Linked DNA regions of Homo sapiens: all the other regions are linked to region 2. Evidence: read pairs that join two places in POLR2A ChIA-PET (ENCODE). Cell type or tissue: Panc1. All regions are shown on one strand. Each heading gives the region's core, and the rest is flanking DNA. Links, peaks and the distances in the headings are about the cores only.

What was found. Peaks named below come from ENCODE experiments on the same cell type or tissue, not always from the same donor. Only the 100,000 strongest peaks of a DNase experiment are listed, where the experiment ranks them.
Region 1: POLR2A ChIA-PET joins it to region 2 with 16 read pairs; 2 of 35 experiments call an interaction of 5 or more read pairs at or near these places.
Region 3: POLR2A ChIA-PET joins it to region 2 with 13 read pairs; 3 of 35 experiments call an interaction of 5 or more read pairs at or near these places.

Annotation. Positions count from the first base shown.
Region 1 is chr19:38,450,303-38,457,424 of GRCh38, reverse strand. RYR1 (ryanodine receptor 1) reads right to left here. Exons shown (of 106, transcript NM_000540.3): 12 at 5,540-5,661; 13 at 4,411-4,606; 14 at 2,055-2,190; 15 at 1,879-1,974; 16 at 1,674-1,792. Among named protein-coding and RNA genes, the nearest start is that of RYR1, 20 kb to the right of the region's middle. RefSeq lists a silencer at 2,069-2,269 and an enhancer at 4,111-4,638. In Panc1, for the core only: no CTCF peak of the experiment used is centred there; no DNase peak of the experiment used is centred there.
Region 2 is chr19:38,812,435-38,818,358 of GRCh38, reverse strand. LGALS4 (galectin 4) reads left to right here and starts at 5,414. Exons shown (of 10, transcript NM_006149.4): 1 at 5,414-5,517; 2 at 5,840-5,924. The coding sequence starts at 5,473. ECH1 (enoyl-CoA hydratase 1) reads left to right here. Exons shown (of 10, transcript NM_001398.3): 4 at 784-908; 5 at 995-1,043; 6 at 1,230-1,294; 7 at 1,836-1,906; 8 at 2,004-2,075; 9 at 2,352-2,502; 10 at 2,642-2,937. The coding sequence ends at 2,746. RefSeq lists a silencer at 2,404-2,604. In Panc1, for the core only: no CTCF peak of the experiment used is centred there; no DNase peak of the experiment used is centred there; H3K27ac peaks cover 312 bases.
Region 3 is chr19:38,973,816-38,981,062 of GRCh38, reverse strand. It overlaps FBXO17 (F-box protein 17), which reads left to right and starts at 5,321. Exons shown (of 6, transcript NM_024907.7): 1 at 5,321-5,477. RefSeq lists enhancers at 2,775-2,874, 3,325-3,374. In Panc1, for the core only: no CTCF peak of the experiment used is centred there; DNase peaks (open chromatin) are centred at 2,860, 4,382, 4,862 and 5,672; H3K4me3 peaks cover 1,838 bases; H3K27ac peaks cover 3,475 bases.

The DNA.
Region 1 (7,122 bases), core at 127-5,126, 360 kb after region 2:
AGGGAAGCCAGGAGGAAAGGACAGCGCATCGGGATAAGATGTGGCAATTTTGACTGAGAGGAGGTGGTGAAAGTGGAAGGTCAGGGATCAGAGAAAGGTTAGGGGTCAAAGAGGAAGATCTGGCAAGAGGCTGAGGGAGGGTCACATGAGTTGGGATAAGGTATCAGCAATGTAAGGAAGGAGATACTGGAGTAGTGAGGTAAGAGGTCAGAAGGCAGACTGAAACGACCAGTGAGAGACACAGGAATCAAGATGAAATTTTAAATCAGCAGGGGTTGCAAACTTGTGTCTTTAGGGGCCAAGTGGAAAATGTATTAGGCTGGAGCAAAAGTAATTCTGGTTTTTGTTATTCCTTTTTTTTTTTTTTTTTTTTTTTTTGGAGATGGAGTCTGGCTCTGTCGCCCAGGCTGGAGTGCAGTGGCGCAATCTCAGCTCACTGCAAGCTCTGCCTCCCGGGTTCACATCATTCTCCTGCCTCAGCCTCCCGAGTAGCTGGGACTACAGGCGCCTGCCACCATGCCTGGCTAATTTTTTGTATTTTTAGTAGAGACAGGGTTTCACCGCATTAGCCAGGATGGTCTCGATCTCCTGACCTCGTGATCCGCCCGCCTTGGCCTCCCAAAGTGCTGGGATTACAGGCGTGAGCCACCATGCCCGGCTGTCATTCCTTTTAATAGCAAAACTGCAATTACTTTTGCTCCGACTGAATAAATGTGTGAAGTGGTTAGAAATAATGCAACAGGAACTTGTAGGGCTATGGCAAACTACAGAGTGTGTGTATATATATACAGTCCACCTAGAGGCTGTAATATTTGAAAATTTTAAAAACATTTCAGCGCCACCGGTGGGGCACGGTGGCTCACACCTGTAATCCCAGCACTTTGGGAGGCCAAAGTGGGTGGATCACCTGAGGTCAGGAGTTCGAGACCAGACTGGCCAACATGGTGAAACCCTGTCTCTACTAAAATTACAAAAATTAGCTGGGCGTGGTGGCGGGCACCTGTAATCCCAGCTACTCAGGAGGCTGAGGCAGGAGAATTGCTTGAACCCGGGAAGCAGAGGTTGCAGTGAGCTGAGATCATGCCACTGCACTCCCACTCCAGTCTGGGTGACAGAGCGAGACTCTGTATCAAAAAAAAAAAAAAAAAAATGCCAGGCGCTGGTGGTTCACGCCTGTAATTCCAGCATTTGGGAGGCTGAGGTGGACGGATCATGAAGCCAAGAGATCGAGACCATCCTGGCCAACATTGTGAAACCCTGTCTCTACTAAAAAAAAAATACAAAAATTAGCTGGGCGTGGTGGTGTGTGCCTGTAGTCCCAGCTACTTGGGAGGCCGAGGCAGGAGAATCGCTTGAACCCAGGAGGCAGAGGTTGCAGTGAGCCAAGATAGCGCCACTACACTCCAGTCTGAGCGACAGTGTGAGACTCTGTCTCAAAAAAAAAAAAAAAAAAAAAACATTTCAGAGATCTAACCAAGCACATCTGTGGCCCAGAATCAACTTAAGAGTCATTGTTTGAGACCCCTGTGTGGAGATGAAAGCCAGTGGGAGTGGCGTACAGGTGAGAGATGAGATGGAGGAGGGAAGTGAGGGAGTGAGCAGAGTTCTGGAGCCCTGGGGAGAGGCCAGCATTCAGAGTTCAGGGGATGAGAGGTCAGGGGTGAGGGGCCGACCTTGTGGTTCCTCCCATGCTTGTCCAGGAGGGAGATGATGGACTTGATGTGATTCTCCTGGATGATGTTCAGAACCTCTGGACTCTCAATGAGGACACAGTACAGGACCTCCAGGATGCCTGCCAGGGTGCCCAGAATGAGAGGTGAAGCGGCCATGCCCATCCCCTCCCACAAGCCTCTGTCCCACTCCCCCGGGTTCTCCTACCAGACGAGGCCTCCAGCCGATCCAGCTTGCTGACCAGCCAGTCCAAGTTTGTGGAGAAGAGGGCACAGTTGCTACGATTGCCACGGATTAGAGAAGCTGAGGGGGGAAGAGGTGTCAGATCCAATAGGACTGGGGATCTGGGGTGTTCTCAGGGGAGTCAGGACTGGGACCCCTACCTAGGAGTTCATAGAGAAGATTCACAATCTCTTTCCAGGACTCGGCTGCCTCCTCCCCTGCAAACTCAGCAAAGTGGGCAGCAGTGGTGTAGACATTTAGGCGGTCTATGCAATTCAGGACCATGGAGAGCATCCCCTAGGATGAGGAAAATAAGAGGCATCACAATAGGAGACCCAGGCCCTCCCTTCCTTGTCTTTCTTGGATTCACGAATTCATATTCCTTCAACAACTAGTGACGGTGTGTTCCCAGATCTAAATCAGCCCCTTTGGTTTCATATTCCCAATCAGTCCCATTGCTCTCCTCTCCTCCTTGGCTCCCCATATCTATTCTTGTCCTCTCTGACTCTATCCCCAATATGAGATTCAGTCTATGATAATTCAGTCCTTATTAACACCAGGACTGAGTTTATACTTCCCCTTCCTGCACTTTTCTCTCCATCCTACTCACTTCCAGGAACCCCACTCCCACCAACCATCCAACTGGAACCCCACTCCCACCAACTGGAGAGGCCCAGTTCATTCTCCACACCAACCATCAGAAAGATTTTTCTCACTTTATCTTTTCTTTTCTTTTTTTTTTTACATTTTAATATTTTTTCTTATTTCATTGTGAATCATAATATACATACAGAAAAGTACATAAAACATATACAATCAATTCTCATTATTCATAGTTATGTTCTATAAAGTGATTATGAAGACTGAATTATCAAATACTGAACCACTGCTTCTAGGGGAAATACAGGGAGTCCCTGAGAGTCTGTGACAGTATTTTCATCAACCACTTATTACATAACCTTGTTTTTTATGTTTCTGTTTAAAGACAGTTATTTAATATATATTGTTGAGTCATTAACATTAAATTCACAGCCAACAGTACTATAACTCATGCCTTAATTAAGCTTATCTAACACATATTTTCTCAGTAAGGCACATCATAGCTTTCTTGCACTTAGGAAAGCTAGACAGCACTTCAGCACTACACTTGGGAGACATTATAAACAGTGAAATCAACAAAAAGGACAAAACTGTCTGGGTGCAGTGGCTCACGCCTGTAATCCCAGCTCTTTGGGAGGTGGAGGCGGGTGGATCACCTGAGGTCAGGAGTTTGAGACGAGCCTGGCCAACATGGCGAAACCCCATCTCTACTAAAAATACAAAAATTAGCCAGGCGTGGTGGCTCACACCTGTAGTTTCAGCTACTTGGGAGGCTGAGGAGGCAGGAGAATCATTTGAACCTGGGAGGTGGAGGTTGCAGTGAGCCAAGATCACACCACTGCACTCCAGCCTGGGTGACAGAGAGAGACTCTGTTTCAAAAAACAAGACAAAACAAAACAATTGTTGTATCTGCATCCTGGGGCCTAGATCAGTAGTGAGAGGAGCAGTGCCTCAAAGTGGAGAGCACAACCAAAGTGGCATCACACTGACCGGCTCTGCCACTAACTAGCTGTGACTGTAGAGGACCAAAACCTCCTGTGGCTCCCAAAGCCAAAGTCCTCACCAAGGCCTGGCCCTCGTCACCTCTCTGCCCTCATTTCCTCCCACTCCCCCACCCAAGCCTCCCTGCTCCAATCACCACCTGACTGTTTCTGGAACATGCCAAACACCCGCCCACCTCATGGCCTTTGCACATGGCTTCCTCTCTTCCTCCAGGTCACCCTGTCTGACAGCTCTGTCTTAAACTGCAAAACCCCAACACTCCCTACCCCTTACCTGCTGAATTTTTCTCTTTAACAGTTATTACCATCTAATATGCCATACAATTTACTTATTTATTTTATTGATCTCCTGTCTCTCCCCGCCATGTCAACTCCATAAGGACAGAGATTTTTTTCTGTTTTGTTCACAGCTGGCCTCCCCTCCCTAATGCCCAAAGATCTATTTCTGCCTCGGCACCTCCCATACCCCACACTGATTCTGTCCGCCCACCCCACAGACCCCGCGCCAGCAGACCCCGCCCGCTGAGTCGGCAGCCCTACCTCTGACCTCTGGCCCCACTCCTGGCCTCACCTCCCCAGGCCTCACCCTATACCTGAGCTTCACATAGGCCCCGCCCCTCAGCTCTTTTATTCCATCCTTCTCTCCAGGCCCCGCCCCCTGGTCGGCCATACGCCCTGCCCCTTCCCAAAGGTCCTGCCCACCAGCACAGCAGGCCCGCCCCTCCCAAGGCCCCGCCCCATCGTGTTCTCACTGGCTGGGGTTCCTGTCCGGCTCCTTCTCCTGCCCCGCCCCCTTCTCAGACCCTACTTCCCCAGGTCCCTCAGGCCCTGCCCCGCCCAGCGCCGTGGCCCCGCCCCTCAGTGGTCCCGCCCCCTGGGCCCACAGGCCCCGCTCCGCCCTCGCCACGTCCTCACCTCCTCCTGGAAGAGGCTCTGGCGGTTGCGCAGGCTTCGCAGCTTGCTCTGCTTCTCCTCGTGCTGCAAGTCCTCGGAGGGAGGCTCGAAGTAGATGATGAGGTCCTGCAGGCTCAGGATAACGCCCTCGATGGGCAGCGCCGTGCCAGCGGGTGGCCCCGAGCCCCGTGGCTTCCCGCTGAAGCTGTCCAGGCTCCTACAGGGACCTCGCAGCTGTCAGCCACGGCTGGGAGCGCTAACTGCCGCAACGTCACTGCCGCAACCTCACTCCCGCAAGACTCCCCCAGACCCACCCGTTTTACAGAGAGGGAGACCGAGACGCAGAGAGGGAAAAGCATTTGTCCGAGGTCACACAATGGCCAAGGGCAGAGCTGGGACTGGGACTCGCTCCTGTGTAGGTACAGGGGGGTCCCGGAACTCAGGGATGGAGAGGTCCAGGGTCCAGGCTCTGGGTGTCAGGGGTGTGAAAGTTGGGTGATGATCAGGAATGTGATCATGGTTGTCAAGGTCAGATTAGGGGTCAAGTGTACAGAGGTCAGGAGTTTAGAGGTTAGGGGTCATGTGTATATTATTGTTATTATTTTTTGAGAAGGGTCTCGCTCTGTCAGTGAAGCTGGAGTATAGTGGCTCACTGCAGCCTCTGCCCCCTCGGCTCAAGCAATCCTCCTTCCTCAGCTTCCCATGCAGCTGGGACTACAGGCACGTGCCACCACACCTGGCCAATATTTTGTTATTTTTTTTATAGAGACAGGGTTTCACTATATTGCTCAGGCTGGTCTCGAACTCCTGGGCTCAAGCGATCTGCCCGCCTCAGCCTCTCAAAGTGCTAGGATTACAGGCATGAGCCACTGTGCCCAGCCTAATTTTTTTTTTTTTTTTTTTTTTTTTGGTAGAGGCGGGGTCTCCCTATGCTGCCCAGGCTGGTCTCAAGCTCCTGGGCCCAAGCGATCCTCATGCCTTGCCCTCCCAAAGTCTTGGGATTACAGGTGTGAGCCACTGCGCTTGGCCCATGTATATGTTAGACAAGGGTGTGGGCAACAGAGGTAGAGATGAAAGAGGCCAAGTGTATGGATGCCCGGAGCATGGGACAGCACAGGAGTCACCCCAGCAGGGAGGGCAGGTTGCTCACTTGATGAACTGGTTGTATAGGCCATTGGTGCTGTGGATCATGCGGGCGGCCTGGGACTCCTCCTGCTGGCAGCGGGTCAGCGACAGTGCGTCGTCCATGTGGCCCTCCTGGTGCAGCATGGCCTAGGAGTGGGGAGACAGAGGTCTGGAGTGGGCCCAGCCACCCAGGGCCATGCCCCCAAGACGTCTGTCTAGACTTGAGTTCTGCACTTGCCCCCTCCTCCCTGCTCTGCAGAATCTCACTGCAAATTCCTCCTCATTTTTCTGTCCCCCGTCATCTGTCTCCTCTGTGTCTTTGATTCTCTCTCTCCTCTCTGTCTCTCTCTGTCCCTGTTTTTGGTTTTGTCTGTCTTTGTCTCTCTATCTCTCTCACCTCTGTCCCTGCCTCTCCCTCTCTATCTCTCTATCCCTATCTCCTTCCTGTCTCTGTCTCCAGGCCAGACCCTTTCCACCTGTACCTACTGCTGACTTAACATTCCCCCCGACCAGAAAGCTCTAACCCCCAAATTGAACCTGTCCCAGATAGAATGCCAGACCACCTTTCCACGAGGTGAGACCATCATGGCTGCCAGCTTCACCCCAAGCCGACCTCCCCAGAACTCATCCAGTCTGCGGCTGTAAACACCATCCACCTGCTGATGATGCTCACGTGTCCCCACTTTGGACATGGCCCAGGCCCCGTCTCTACGCCCTTGGCTCATGTATTCAACTACAGGCCTGTTTTTGCAAACGAGTGCCTCCCCAAGGATTCCTACTTGTCCATTCAGCAAGGCTGTAGTAAGTGGCTCTGTTCTAGGCACTGGCAGTAAAGCCTAAGATCCCTGTCCTTCTGAGCCAACACTGACTGTCCCCTAACTTGGTTGATGGCACTGATACAAGAGGTAGAAAAAAATTATTTAGGCAGAGAGTAAGGGCAACAGAGTCCTCGGCAGAGTTTCCTTTCTAACGGAAAGCAGCCCCCAAAATAATTTCTTTTCTAACAAAGAGCAGCCTGGAAAATCGAGCTACAAGCTTGCATGGGGGAATGTGCCGATAGAAAAGGTATACCTGGGGCTACGCATGTCCAACATGGAGGCTCCATCTTCCCTTTATTTAGTTATTTATTTATTTATTGTTTCCACGTTGTACAGAAAAGGAATGGGCAACATGGCCAGCTCAGGCAGAGGACCCGCTTGTACAATAAAAGCTTAGGGTGGAGGCAGCCAGAAATTTGTGCCCTATGCAAATGGCACAACTGGTCCAACCAGTCTTTTGCACCCTAGGTAAATCAGATACCACCTCCCCACCAGCTCATCTGTAAAGCCCCCTGCATTTCACCATGGAACCCCCTGCATTTCAACCCATTTTTCTGGGACCCTTCTCTGCAGTAGAGAGCTCCTTCTTTCGCCTATTAAATGTCCCCTCTTAACCTCACTCTTTGTGTGTCTGCGTCCTTGTTCTCTGTGGCTGTGAGACCACAAACCTTGGGTGATACTCCAGACAATGAGGCTGTTTCAGCACTTCCATCCTTCCAGTTGCTTGGGGCAAAAAATCATGGCATCATCCTCAACCCCTCCCCTTCTCTCACCCCACAGCCAATCTGTC
Region 2 (5,924 bases), core at 925-5,924:
AAGGTCAGATTCAGGATCATCTTGAAGTTGGAGCCACAGAAATTGCTGCATCGTGAGATGTTTCTCATCTCAGGAAACATCACCACCATTGACTGCATTGCTCACGCTGCAGACCTTGAGTCCCAGGCTGTCTGGCATCTTGGGGAAAAGCATGGCCTCTGGAGCCAGCTGCATGGTTCCAGATTTTAAAATCCTACTTCTGATGCGGCATGGTGGCTCACACGTGTAATCCCAGTGCTTTGGGATGCCAAGGTGGGAGGATCGCTTGAGCCCAGGAGTTCAAGAGCAGCCTCGGCACAGTCCCAGCCACTCAGGAGGCTGAGGTGGGAGGATTGCTTGAACCTGGGAGTTCGAGGCTGCAGTGAGCCATGATCGTGCCACTGCACTCTAGCTGGTATAACAGAGTGAGACCCTGTCTCTAAAAACATTAATGAGTTAATTTAAATAGTTCATTACTCACTACTCACCAGCCAGTGTGACCCCCTTGGGCAAGTGCTTAACCTCTCTGTGCCTTAGTTTACCCATTGGTAACACAAATAGTAATAGGACCTAGCTGGTACGGTTGCTGTGAGGATTCTGTGAGTAATGACTCCACAAATATTAGCTTTTATTTCCTTCCCACCCAACATGCAATCAATCCCTCACCAAGTCCTGTGTGAGTTGTTTTTTTTCCGCCTTGGTGGTTTGGGGGTTCGAACCTGCTGTGCCTGGGTTCTGATCCCTGGTTGAGTCAATGGGTGGGGCCTGGGAGCCTGGATGAGCTCCATCATGCCTTCTCACCAGGTATTGACCTGATGGACATGGCTTCGGACATCCTGCAGCCCAAAGGAGATGATGTGGCCCGGATCAGCTGGTACCTCCGTGACATCATCACTCGATACCAGGAGACCTTCAACGTCATCGAGAGGGTGACTCTAGGGGTCTGGAGGGGATCTTTCTCCATACGCGCCTCCCCTGGGCCAGCCCTGACCCCACTCTTCCTGTTCCCTCTCAGTGCCCCAAGCCCGTGATTGCTGCCGTCCATGGGGGCTGCATTGGCGGAGGTGAGTCTGCGGCTATCCTCCTGCTCGGGTGCTCCCCAGGTGGGGCTGCTGCTCCGATGCCGCGGCCACTGGCATCCAGCCTCAGCTCTGTCATGGGCCAGACTGTGTCCCAAGAGGCAGCCCCACCTCCCGGGAGCCAGGGTTGGTTCTGGTGGTCATTCAGCATCCCTGGCCTCTACCTCCTAGGTGTGGACCTTGTCACCGCCTGTGACATCCGGTACTGTGCCCAGGATGCTTTCTTCCAGGTGAAGGTGAGTCATCCTCCCGAGCTCCTGCTTAGAGCTGGGCAGTGGGGTGAGGTTGGGGGGCCTGGAGTGAGCCTCGAGGGCTTCATGGAAGAGTCGGAGTTGAACCCGACAAAGTAAGACTTGCCCATAGAGGAAGTCAAGAGGTGAAGTTGTGAGTGGGTAAGGTATGAGGTGGGGTTGAGGCTGGCAGGTGTCAGAGGCAGAGATTGCTCCTGGGGCCATACTGGTGAGGGTGGGAGGCAGGATGGAGCCGGGGGATGCAGTAAAGGGGTCTCAGGTAGGGTGAGGAGGGTTCCTCTCTCACAGATGGAGCTGCCCTGAGGGAATGGGAGGGTGCATGAGTGGGAAGGTGGGCTCTATTCTAGGTTGAAGGAACTTGCCTGAGTCAAGAAGCTGCCTGGGCAATGGAATGGGACTTTGGAGGAAGTCACTGGGGTGAAGGTGGGGCGGGACTCTCCAGTAGACATGAAATTTCATGGACGTTGACATTGCGAGGGGCACAGTATTGGGCAGAAACCAAACACTGACCCGATTCCTCCCCCAGGAGGTGGACGTGGGTTTGGCTGCCGATGTAGGAACACTGCAGCGCCTGCCCAAGGTCATCGGGAACCAGAGGTGGGTGCAGGGGGTGTGGGGGTGTGGGCAGGAGACCCCAGAGCATCTCCCAGCCCCGGGGTGGCAGCCGCCTCCTGATGCACGCTTGCCTTTGCAGCCTGGTCAACGAGCTGGCCTTCACCGCCCGCAAGATGATGGCTGACGAGGCCCTGGGCAGTGGGCTGGTCAGGTAGGGCCATGGCCGTGGTAGCTCAGTGCTGGGGGCAGCCAGGCCTGGAGGGTTGGAGGCCTCTCCGGGTCCCCTTGTCTCCTCGCTCTAGAATTCCTAGTGGCATCCTTTCTTGGTGAGCTCATTTCTTTATTGTGGGGTCAGCCCCCTGCTCTGATTGGGCTGTTTCTCTGGGGTCTTGGGCCTTCCTCTGTGAGTGGCCACTTCTTCATCTGCGGGAGGCTGGAGGAGAGAGCCCTTCCCAGCCCACCCGGTCCCTGATCTCTTTCACTGCAGCCGGGTGTTCCCAGACAAAGAGGTCATGCTGGATGCTGCCTTAGCGCTGGCGGCCGAGATTTCCAGCAAGAGCCCCGTGGCGGTGCAGAGCACCAAGGTCAACCTGCTGTATTCCCGCGACCATTCGGTGGCCGAGAGCCTCAACTACGTGGTAAGGTGCACGCTCCGACCAATCACAGCCCTCCTCTAACCCCAGGCGACCAACCAGGGTGCAGGGTGCTCTCATGCTTTATCCTGATTGGCCCCTGCTAATCTCTCTCCTCGTTCTCTCTCAACACCCTCGGTACCAGGCGTCCTGGAACATGAGCATGCTGCAGACCCAAGACCTCGTGAAGTCGGTCCAGGCCACGACTGAGAACAAGGAACTGAAAACCGTCACCTTCTCCAAGCTCTGAGAGCCCTCGCGTCCCAGGCCCCAGCCAGGGGGCCGGCCTTGTCCCGCCTCATCCACAGAAAGGGAGGATGGGCGATGACAGTTGTTTCTATGCCTTCTGACCCAGTTTCCCAGTTTATAACTTTATGACAATGAGTTTCTCAAGCCCAAGGCCTTATCTTCACCCCACAAACAATAAAGCAAAGTAAAGAACCTGGTGCCCTTCTTGGATAGAGGAGAGGTGGGAGGGGCTGGGATGCACCTAGGGGCTCCAGAGACTGCAGTCCTGAAGGCTGGGGCTAGAGGTTGGATGCATGGGAATGGGTGGCATGGAGGTGATGGCCATTCAGACTGGCAGCGGGCAGGCGAGGGGCACAAGGAATTCCGGGGCGGAGGGAGTGAGCAAAAGTCGCTGGGGTCCCTCTGGGTTGCAAGGCTTCCTGGTCTCCCTGCCTGCCCTGGGGTTGAGGGTGGCGTTCGTGCCCTGCCTGGCACCTCTCACTGCACAGCACATGGGATCTGATGCTGGCGTCTCACACCTGTAATCCCAGCACTTTTGGAGGCTGACGCAGGTGGATTGCCTGAGCTCAGGAGTTTGCAACCAGCCTAGTCAACATGTTGAAACCCAGTCTCTACTAAAAATACAAAAATTAGCTAGGTGTGGTGGCAGGTGCCTCTAGTCCCAGCTACTCGGGAGGCTGAGGCAGGAGAATCCTTGAACCCAGGAGGTGAGTTTGCAGTGAGCTGAGATCATGCTGCTGCAGTCCAGCCTGGGTGACAGAGTGAGACTCTGTCTCAAAAAAAGAAAAAACAAAACAAAAAAGGACTTTGGGGTTTCTGGCCGGGTGCAGTGGCTCATGCCTGTAATTCCAGCACTTTGGGAGGTTGAGGCAGGTGGATCACTTGAGGTCAGGAGTTTGAGACCAGCCTGGCCAACATGGCAAAACCTGGTCTCTACTAAAAATACAAAAATTAGCCAGGCGTGGAGTAAGCCTGTAATCCCAGCTATTCAGAAGGCTGAGGCAGGAGAATCCCTTGAACCTGGGAGGTGGAGGTTGCAGTGAGCTGAGATGGTGCCACTGCACTGCAGCCTGGGTGATAGAGCAAGACTCTGTCTCAAAAATGAGCAAACAAAACTTTGGGATTTTTTATCCATATATCATCCCAATCTTCCGGATTTATGTTTGGAATGACTGCAAGAGACCAAGCATTAAGTTAATGACTTCTATATGCTATGTCCTGTTCTGAGCATTTATTATCTTAATGATCAAGGACTCTATGAAGTTGATACTATTATGATTATTATTATTATGACTATTATTGTTGCTATTTTTAGAGACGGACTCTTAGTCTGTCACCCAGGCTGGAGTGCAGTGGCATGATCATAGCTCACTGTAACCTTAACTCCTGGGTTCAAGCGATCCTCCTGCCTCAGCCTCTGAGTAGCTAGGAATACAGATGTGTGCTACCATGCCCAGCTAATTTTTATTTTATTTTTGTAGAGATGGGGGTCTCACTATGTTGCCCAGGCTGGTCTTGAACTCCTGGGCTCAAGCAGTCCTCCTGCTTCAGCTTCCCAAATTGCTGGGATTGTAGGCACAAGCCACCACACCCAGCCTAAGGTTGATACTACTCTTTTCTTTATTTATTTATTTTTCTGAGTGGCAGTTGGACCCACAGCTAGAACTTATTTGGCAGATTAATAACATACAGGCATTACTGGATCACAAATTCATTTTTAAAATATTTTGATAGCTATTCAATACTTGTTTCCTCTCTTATGAATTCCTTTTTTTTTTTTTTTTTTTTTGAAACAGAGTCTCCATCTGTCATCCAAGCTGGAGTGCAGTGGCGTGACCTTGGCTCACTGCACTCTCCTCCACTCAGGTTCAAGTGATTCTCCTGCCTCAGCCTCCAAGTAGATGGGATTATAGGCACCCACCACCATGCCTGGCTAATTTTTGTATTTTTAGTAGAGACTGGGATTTTGCCAGGCTGGTCTCGAACTCCTGCCCTCAGGTGATCCATCCACCTCGGCCAGTCAAAGTGCTGGGATTACAGGCATGAGCCACTGCACCCAGCCGATACTACTATATCCCCATTTTACAGATGAGCACATGGGCAAATTGAGGGTAAGGCACTGACCCATGATCATACAGCTGAGAAGTGGCAAAGGCAGGATTTGAACCTAGAACCTCTGGCTCCACACACTAGTAATCTAAACCACTCTCCCTACAATACAACATACGTGGTAAAGATGTGTGGTGGGCACGCAATCAACGTAGGTCCCTTCACAGTTGCTGGGAGAGGCAGGAATTTGCAGTTCCTCCGCGTTCTCCTCCTCCGCTGCCCACCTGTCCTGGGTCATTCCTGCAGCCTGCCCTGCCCTGCCTGGTCTCACCCTCCCTCTGCCAACAGAAGTCTGGGCAGGGTTTTATGGGCTCTGATAAGGCCCTGGCAGGGCCGAAGTTCATGAGCACTTCCTCTTTGCAGGAGGGCGTAGGGGAGGGGACCCAGGTGATTTGGGTCCTGGCTGGTCACCAGGGAAGCTGGCAAGGGAAGGGAGACTAGGGTGCGCTCTAGGAGAAGCCGACAGCCTGAGAGTCCCAGAAGAGGAGCCCTGTGGACCCTCCCCTGCCAGCCACTCCCTTACCCTGGGTATAAGAGCCACCACCGCCTGCCATCCGCCACCATCTCCCACTCCTGCAGCTCTTCTCACAGGACCAGCCACTAGCGCAGCCTCGAGCGATGGCCTATGTCCCCGCACCGGGCTACCAGCCCACCTACAACCCGGTGAGATGCCAGCTCAGGCCCCACTCCGCCCGCAGCTCCGTCCATAAGCCCTCACACCAATTTTCCCCACTCTGATCCTGGGGGGCCCCATCTGACTCTGTGGTCTGATTTACCCAAAGCTGACCCCGACCCTCGATTTACTCCTACCCTGACCTCAGGCTGTCTGTGTCCACGTCTAACTGTTGGCCCTCGTCATCTTCAACCTGGTCCTCCCCCATGGTTTCCTCTCTCCTGCTTAAGGGACTGGGGGGCTTTTCTGGGAGGGGTAAAGGCTGCAACAGGCAGATGGCTTGTGAGTCCCCTCACCAGGCCTCTTCTCCAGACGCTGCCTTACTACCAGCCCATCCCGGGCGGGCTCAACGTGGGAATGTCTGTTTACATCCAAGGAGTGGCCAGCGAGCACATGA
Region 3 (7,247 bases), core at 877-5,876, 160 kb before region 2:
GGCGTTCAGACAAGGAGAACACGGCGGCACCCAAACAGGGAAGCCCATGACCCTGAAGTCCCAGAGGTGGTGTTATAGCATGCTAACAGCTCTGTTAGTCCCTCCACAGCCTGACGAAAGGAGGCATGTTAGTAGTTCTGTTATGTTGCCCCACTCTGGCCTGTAGCTCCAGGGCTGGCCTGGTCTTGCCACTGCTTTCTGTTGCATGGGGTGGCCGCTAGGCACCAATCGTGGGGAGCTATGGTGCTACTGCCTTCTTTGTACCTACATTCGGCAGGGTCCCAAGTTCTTGTCCCACGTCCAAGAAGAATGAGATCACACTTACAATCCAAGGGTGAGAAGGGTGGAGAAGATTTTTATTATTAAGTGACATAAAAGCTCTCAGCAGAGAGGGGATGTGAGGGTAGTCCCCCACCTGAAGTCAGGTGGTCTCTCCCTCAGTGTGGCTGGGTCTGGGGCTTTTATGGACTTAGAATGGGGGAGTGCATGCTGATTGGTTTGTGAGTATGCAAAAGAGGCTAAAACAAAGGCACCATTCAAAGATGGGCATGACAGTGTAAAAAACCAATTACGGGCTGGGTGTGGTGGCTCACACCTGTAATCCCAGCACTTTGGGAGGCCAGGGCAGGCAGATCACCTGAGGTCAGGAGTTTGAGACCAGGCTGGCCAACATGGTAAAACCCTGTCTCTATTAAAAATTCAAAAATGAGCCAGGCGTGGTAGCGGGCACCTGTAATCCCAGCTACTTGGGAGGCTGAGGCAGGAGAATTGCTTGAACCCAGGAGGCGGAGGTTGCAGTGAACCAAGATCATGCCACTGGACTCCAGCCTGGGCAACAGAGCGAGACTCCATCTCAAAAAAAGAAAGAAAAGAAAAAAAAATTAGGGAAGGGTAGGTACATGTAAAATAGATGAAGGGTGGGGAGGAATCAGAGGAAAGTGCACCAAACAGGAAGACAAGTTCTCAATCTGGTCCGTGGATTTATCTGAGACTTGCAGCTTGGCCTTCAGGCTTAAAACTGTCTTTGGCTTGAAGATGAGGTTTCACTGGGGAACCACCCCTATCTGCCAAGGGATTTGACTGCCTCCTGCCACTATCACCACCACAGATAACCACAAGCCAGGATATTAACGTTATGGATGATGGGCCCAGGCAATGCACTGCACAAGGTAAGGGACTGTGAGAACACGTGCCCTATAGCGTAGGCCATCTCTCCAGAGGCTGGAAAGTTAGATTTGTATGTGACATCCGTCCATTTTTCACTGTTTGCAATAATTGCACCATTTTTTTTTTGAGTCGGAGTCTCACTTTGTCGCCTAGGCTGGAGTGCAGTGGAGCAATCTCAGCTGACTGCAGCCTCTACCTCCTGGGTTCAAGTGATCTTCACACCTCAACATCCCAAGTAGCTGGGATTACAGGCATCTGCCACCACTCCAGGCTAATTTTTGTATTTATATTTGTATTTTTTTATATTTATTTATTTTTGAGACAAACTTTTGTTCTGTCACCCAGGCTGGAGTGCAGTGGCACGATCTCAGCTCACTGCAACCTCCGCCTCCTGGGTTCAAGTGATTCTCCTGCCTCAGCCTCCCAAGTAGCTGGAACCACAGGTGCCCTCCACCACACCTGGCTAATTTTTGTATTTTTAGTAGAGACAGGATTTCACTATATTGGCCAGGCTAGTCTCAAACTCCTGACCTTCTGATCCGCCCGACTTGGCCTCCTAAAGTGCTGGGATTACAGGAGTGAGCCACTGCACTGGCCCATTGCACCATTTTTAAAACACAACACCTGACCAGTAATTGCAGAAAAATGGGCAAAGGTGATTAATGACAAACTATGTAGAAAGAAATGCAAATAGCTCTTAAACACATGAAAAGATGACCAATGTCCTCATCTTAGGAGAAATGCGAAGGAAGATACCAGGGCAATACCTTTTTTTGTTTTCTTTTGACTTCTTAGATAGGCAAAGATGTAAACTTCGTTTGTTTGTTTGTTTGTTTTGAGACAGAGTCTTGCTGTGTTGCCCAGGCTAGAGTGCAGTGGCACAATCTCAGCTCAGTGCAACCTCCGCCTCCTGGGTTCAAGCAATCCTCCTGCCTCAGCCCTCCTAGTAGCTGGGACTGCAGACACATGCCACCACACCCAGCTAATTTTTGTATTTTTAGTAGAGACGGGGTTTTGCCATGTTGGCCAGGCTGGTCTCAAACTCCTGACCTCAGGTGATCCGCCTGCCTTGGCCTCCCAAAGTGTTGGGATTACAGGCGTGAGCCACCGCGCCCGGCCTGTTTATTTGTCTTGAGATAGAGTCTTGCTCTGTCACTCAGGCTGGAGTACAGTGGCACCATTACAGCTCACTGCAGCCTTAACCTCCCAGGCTCAGGCGGTCCTCCTGCCTCAGCCCCCCAAGTAGCTAGAACCACAGTCACACACCATCATAGCCAGGTAATTTTTAAATTTTTTGTAGAGATGGGGGTCTCACTATGTTGCACAGGCTGGTCTTGAACTCCTGGTCTCAAGTGATCCTGCTGCCTCCCAAAGCACTAGGATTACAGACATGAGCCACCGTGCCCGGCCAATGTAAACATTTGATAACACATCAGATTGGCAAATGTCAGGGCCTCCTAGTTCAGTTCTTCTTGGTTGATGGGAATGACAGTTGAGGTTTTATTGTGATAGAAGGCTTTAGATTTAATTGGGTAGAAACAGGCCTTGCTCAGCAGAAAGAGCTGCAAAGTAGGCACATCAGCCTGCACCATGTGAGGAGACACCAGGAACAAATGTGACTCCGAGGGAAAGCACGACCAAGACCATAAATAAAACCTCTCTTCCTGTTCAGATCCAAGCACATGGACAGGCTCTGAGTGACAACCGCATTCAGTGGGCTGCCCTGCTAGAGGTTCCCCAGGCCTCTCCACCGGTCCTGAATCATCAGCCTTCCTGAAACTGGCTCTGACCTAAAGCCGAAACCTCAGCAGGTCTGAGGCGGTTACCAGGGCTCCTTATATTGGGTGAGTCAAATCACACTCCCTGCAGGAAAGGAGTCTAAAAACTAGAATACCAATAATAAAGAAACAAGGCCAGATGCAGTGGCTTATGCCTGTAATCCCAGCATTTTGGGAGGCCAAGGCAGGCGGATTGTTGAGCTAATGAGTTCGAGACCAGCCTGGGCAGCATGGCGAAACCTCATCTCTACAAAAAATACAAAGATTAGCCGGGCATGGTGGCGTGCCCCTGTAGTCCCAGCTACTTGAGGGGCTGAGGTGGGAGGATCACTTGAGCCCAGGAGATCAAGGCTGCAGTGAGCTGTGATCATGCCACTGCACTCCAGCCTGGGTAACAGAGCCAGACGCTGACTCAAAAATAAATCAATAAATGAAAAATAAACAATTCCACTTTTTGTAATAATAACAATAAAGAAACAAGCTCAAGTCCATGGGTATCAGCACACTGGTGACACGTGTCAGCACAAGTATGCATTAGCTTTGTAATCATTATAATAACACACAATTGCTTTGTCTATTTGTTAAGGTATTTACAACAATCGCAAACATCTGACATTAGATTTGGGAAGGCTTTAAGCGATGGCTTTTGGAAGGAATGTTGAAATGATTAGGGAAATCTGGTTTCGAGGAAGACTTAGAGGAACAACTGTTTAATGTTTTATCAAAGAACAAAGATTAGTTAGTATTCTTGTCCCTACATATGCAAGCCCCTGGATGTCAGAGAATTGAGCAGCATGAAGAAATGGCTACTTACGGCCAGGCGTGGTAGCTCACGCTTGTAATCCCAGTACTTTGGGAGGCCAAGACAGGCAGATCACCTGAGGTCAAGAGTTCGAGACCAGCCTGGCCAACATGGCCAAACCCCCTCTCTACTAAAAATACAAAAATTAGCCAGGCGTGGTGGCGCGTTCCTGTAATCCCAGCTACTCGGGAGGCTGAGGCACAAGAATTGCTTGAGCCCGGGAGGTGGAGCTTGCAGTGAGCCAAGATCTAGCCACTGCACTCCAGCCTGGGCAACAGAGCGAGACTCCGTCTCAAAAAACTAAAATAAAATAAATAAACCCCCCAAAATCCGGAATGCAAAACAAACCTAGGCCTACGCCTTTCACATAAGGAACTGCGTGTGGATCTGTGCTAAAAACTCTACCAATAATACAGTAATTTTACAACCCACAGCAGAAAATGCTTTCAAAGGCGGTTGTTACAAATAATGTAATAGTAGTCAAATTAGCGTTGGCTCTGAGTCCAGCACTGTGCTCCGCGCTGCACACGCAGTCTCACGCCGTCCTCACGATGGCGCTGTGGGGCCTGGCTGAGGTTTCTAGGGGAAGGGGCTTTAGGGAATCCAGGCTCTCTGGCTGTGTGACCCCTCCAAGCTAGCGACTTGGACTACGTGCAACAGACCAGGTATCTCTGGACTTCAGTTTCTCGGGAGAGGCGTCCATGAGGAGGTCATGCATACAAAGCATTTAGCACAGTGGCAGATATGAGCCAGTGGGCCTGGAGAATGATTTACCAGCGTGGGGGAGGCCTGGCTTCCAGAAAACTAGCTCTGGGGTGTCTGAGATCAGTCACCTTGAGGTCCCTGGTGCAATCTAGGGCCATCAGAAGGGACTGCAAAGACCCAAGGGCAGAGGTAAAGGGAGAAAATGGGTCGCGGCCCCAGCCTGACCGAAACTGAACCTCCGGATTAATTCAGTTGTCTATAGCTGGGGGGATGGGGAGGACAGGGGAGTCCTAAGGTGGAAGGGTACAGGTTTGTCATTGCCACAGAGAGTGCGTGTGGTGAAGGGATTTAATTTAAGATCAGCCCCGGGCTTCTGAGAATCTGGCCCTGGGAAGCAACGTAAATACAAGAAAATCCCTGTGGCCAGGGACTTTGATCCAAGTGTTTCGAATCAGGCCCTGGGTCGGGCTCACAGCTAAGCGGTTTACCAACCGTGGACCTGTGCAGGATCCCATGGATGTGAGGGGTGGAGACGGCCGCAAGCAGGAGGCCAGGACCAGAAGGAAACGGAATTTGGGTGGGGGTGGGGAGCTAGGACCAGTCCCCCCGCGGGGGCGTCTTGGGGATGTGGAACTCGCACACCCAGAGGAGGTGGCTCTCCCAGGGGTGGGCCCCGGATCCTAGGGGCGCGGGGCTGGCCCCGCTCCCCGCTGGCCTCGCGGCAACTGGGCCTCCCCCTCGCTGCACGCAGCCCTCCAAGCTCCCCCGCCCGCCCGCCCTCGCTCCCGCTGGGCCCCGCAGCCGGAGGAGGGGCGGCCTCCCGCCCCCGCCCGCTGGATCTCAGAGTCGCCGCCCCCGGCGCCGGGCTGCAGCCGCCACGCCCCGGGAGAGGACCGACCGCCCAGACCGCCGGTCCCGGGGCCCCCTGGGCCACGCCGATCACGGGGAGCCCCTCGACTGCCTCCCAGAACAAAGTGGGAAAGGGAAGCTTAGCCCGCCGCTGCCGCCTCCGAGCAGCCCGCCAGGTGAGCGCCGGGACAGGTAGGGGACCCAGGTCGGGACCCAAGCGTCAGTCCCGTTCTCGCCCACAGCTGGGGCGCCCCGGGAAGGATTCCCGCGCCAGGCCCTGCCCGGAGGGGCGGGTCCCTGGGAGTCCCATAACCCGCAGCGTCGCTTTCCCGGGCCCTCCCTCGGCCTGAGGCTCCTTTAAACCCAAAGTTATACAAATGCACGTTAGAAAGCCCTAAATCTGGAAGGGCTTTGCTTTGAACGTGGGTGTTCGAACGCCCAGGCCTCTCCATCCCTGCGCTCGTCCGCGGAGGCCACCATCCAAAACCCCTGCCAAACGCTGCAAACCAACACGTGGGCGCAACAGCCCGGGGAAGGCCAGGCCGCTTTTTACCGTTGCTGGATTTTCTGTCTTCTGGCCGTCAGTCCCTTCGCAGAATCTGTGAATCAGAAGCCTTGGAGGGCGGTTTCTCGATTTAGCAACTTGGGCACATTATGTGTTTCGCTGCGGCCCCAACCCTCAATTTAAATTTTGTTCTGCCAAGTTACTTTTGCAATGTTCAGTGATATGTTCGAAAGCTCTGTATACTGCCTCTTCAACTTTAGACAGCGTCTATTTACTCCATATTTTGAAAGACAAATATTATGGGAGTCTAGTTGTAAAATAAATAATACTTCTTTAAAAATGTTCCAGTAATACACGACACTCAGACACGTAGGACAGGACAGAGCTTTGCATGGAAAACAACACGCCTTTAAACAACAACCTCTCCCTCACCACCGCCCCCAACCCCTGTCGGCCAAATACATTTTTTTGTTAACTACATTACTTTTCAAAAATGGCAAGAAGTAACTCGTGATCGCTGGTGCCTCGTTTTTAACTTTTTCCACTTTTTATTCCTCTGGTATCTATTTCCAAATCTTTACAGCATATTTTTGGATTGTTATTTCTTATTTCATCAACTTTTAGACAACGCGTCCATGGATCCCTTGCTAAAAATAGGAGACAACTTTGATCATCTCCGTGGTTTTCCTCCTCCCTATATAATCACCTCCCTGTATAGTCAGGACATTACTTTCGGCTTCTCTATTGGCTACTTTTCTAACATAAAATAATTTTTTTAACTTGTATTTATTGTTCCATTAAATATACCTAGTATCTGTTGACTCTCTTTTTGTAAGGCTTGGCTAAGGAGCTTCTTTTTAAAAAATATATTTTTAGGCCGGGCGTGCGCGGTGGCTCACGCTTGTAATCCCAGCACTCTGGGAGGCCGAGGCGGGCGGATCACCTGAGGTCAGGAATTCAAGACCAGCCTGGCCAACATGAACCCCGTCTCTACTAAAAGTACAAAAATTAGCCAGGCGTGGTGGTAGGCGCCTGTAATCCCAGCTACTCAGGAGGCTGAGGAAGGAGAATCGCTTGAACCCTGGAGGTGGAGGTTGCAGTGAGCCAAGATTGTGCCATTGCACTCCAGCCTGGGTGACAAGAGCAAGACTCTGTCTCAAAAAAAAAAAAACTATATATGTACATATATATATGTGTGTATATATATGTGTATATATATATATGTATATATATATATACACATATATATTTGAGACCCTGTCTCAAATCAAATCAAATCAAATCAAAACTGTGTTGCCCAGGCTGGAGTACAGTGTCGTAATCATGGCTCACTGCAGCCTCAACCTCCTGGGCTCAAGAGATCCTCCCACCTCAGCCTCCTGAGTAACTAGGGCTACAGGTGCACGCCCCCCCACCAAACCCCACTAATTTTTTTATTTTT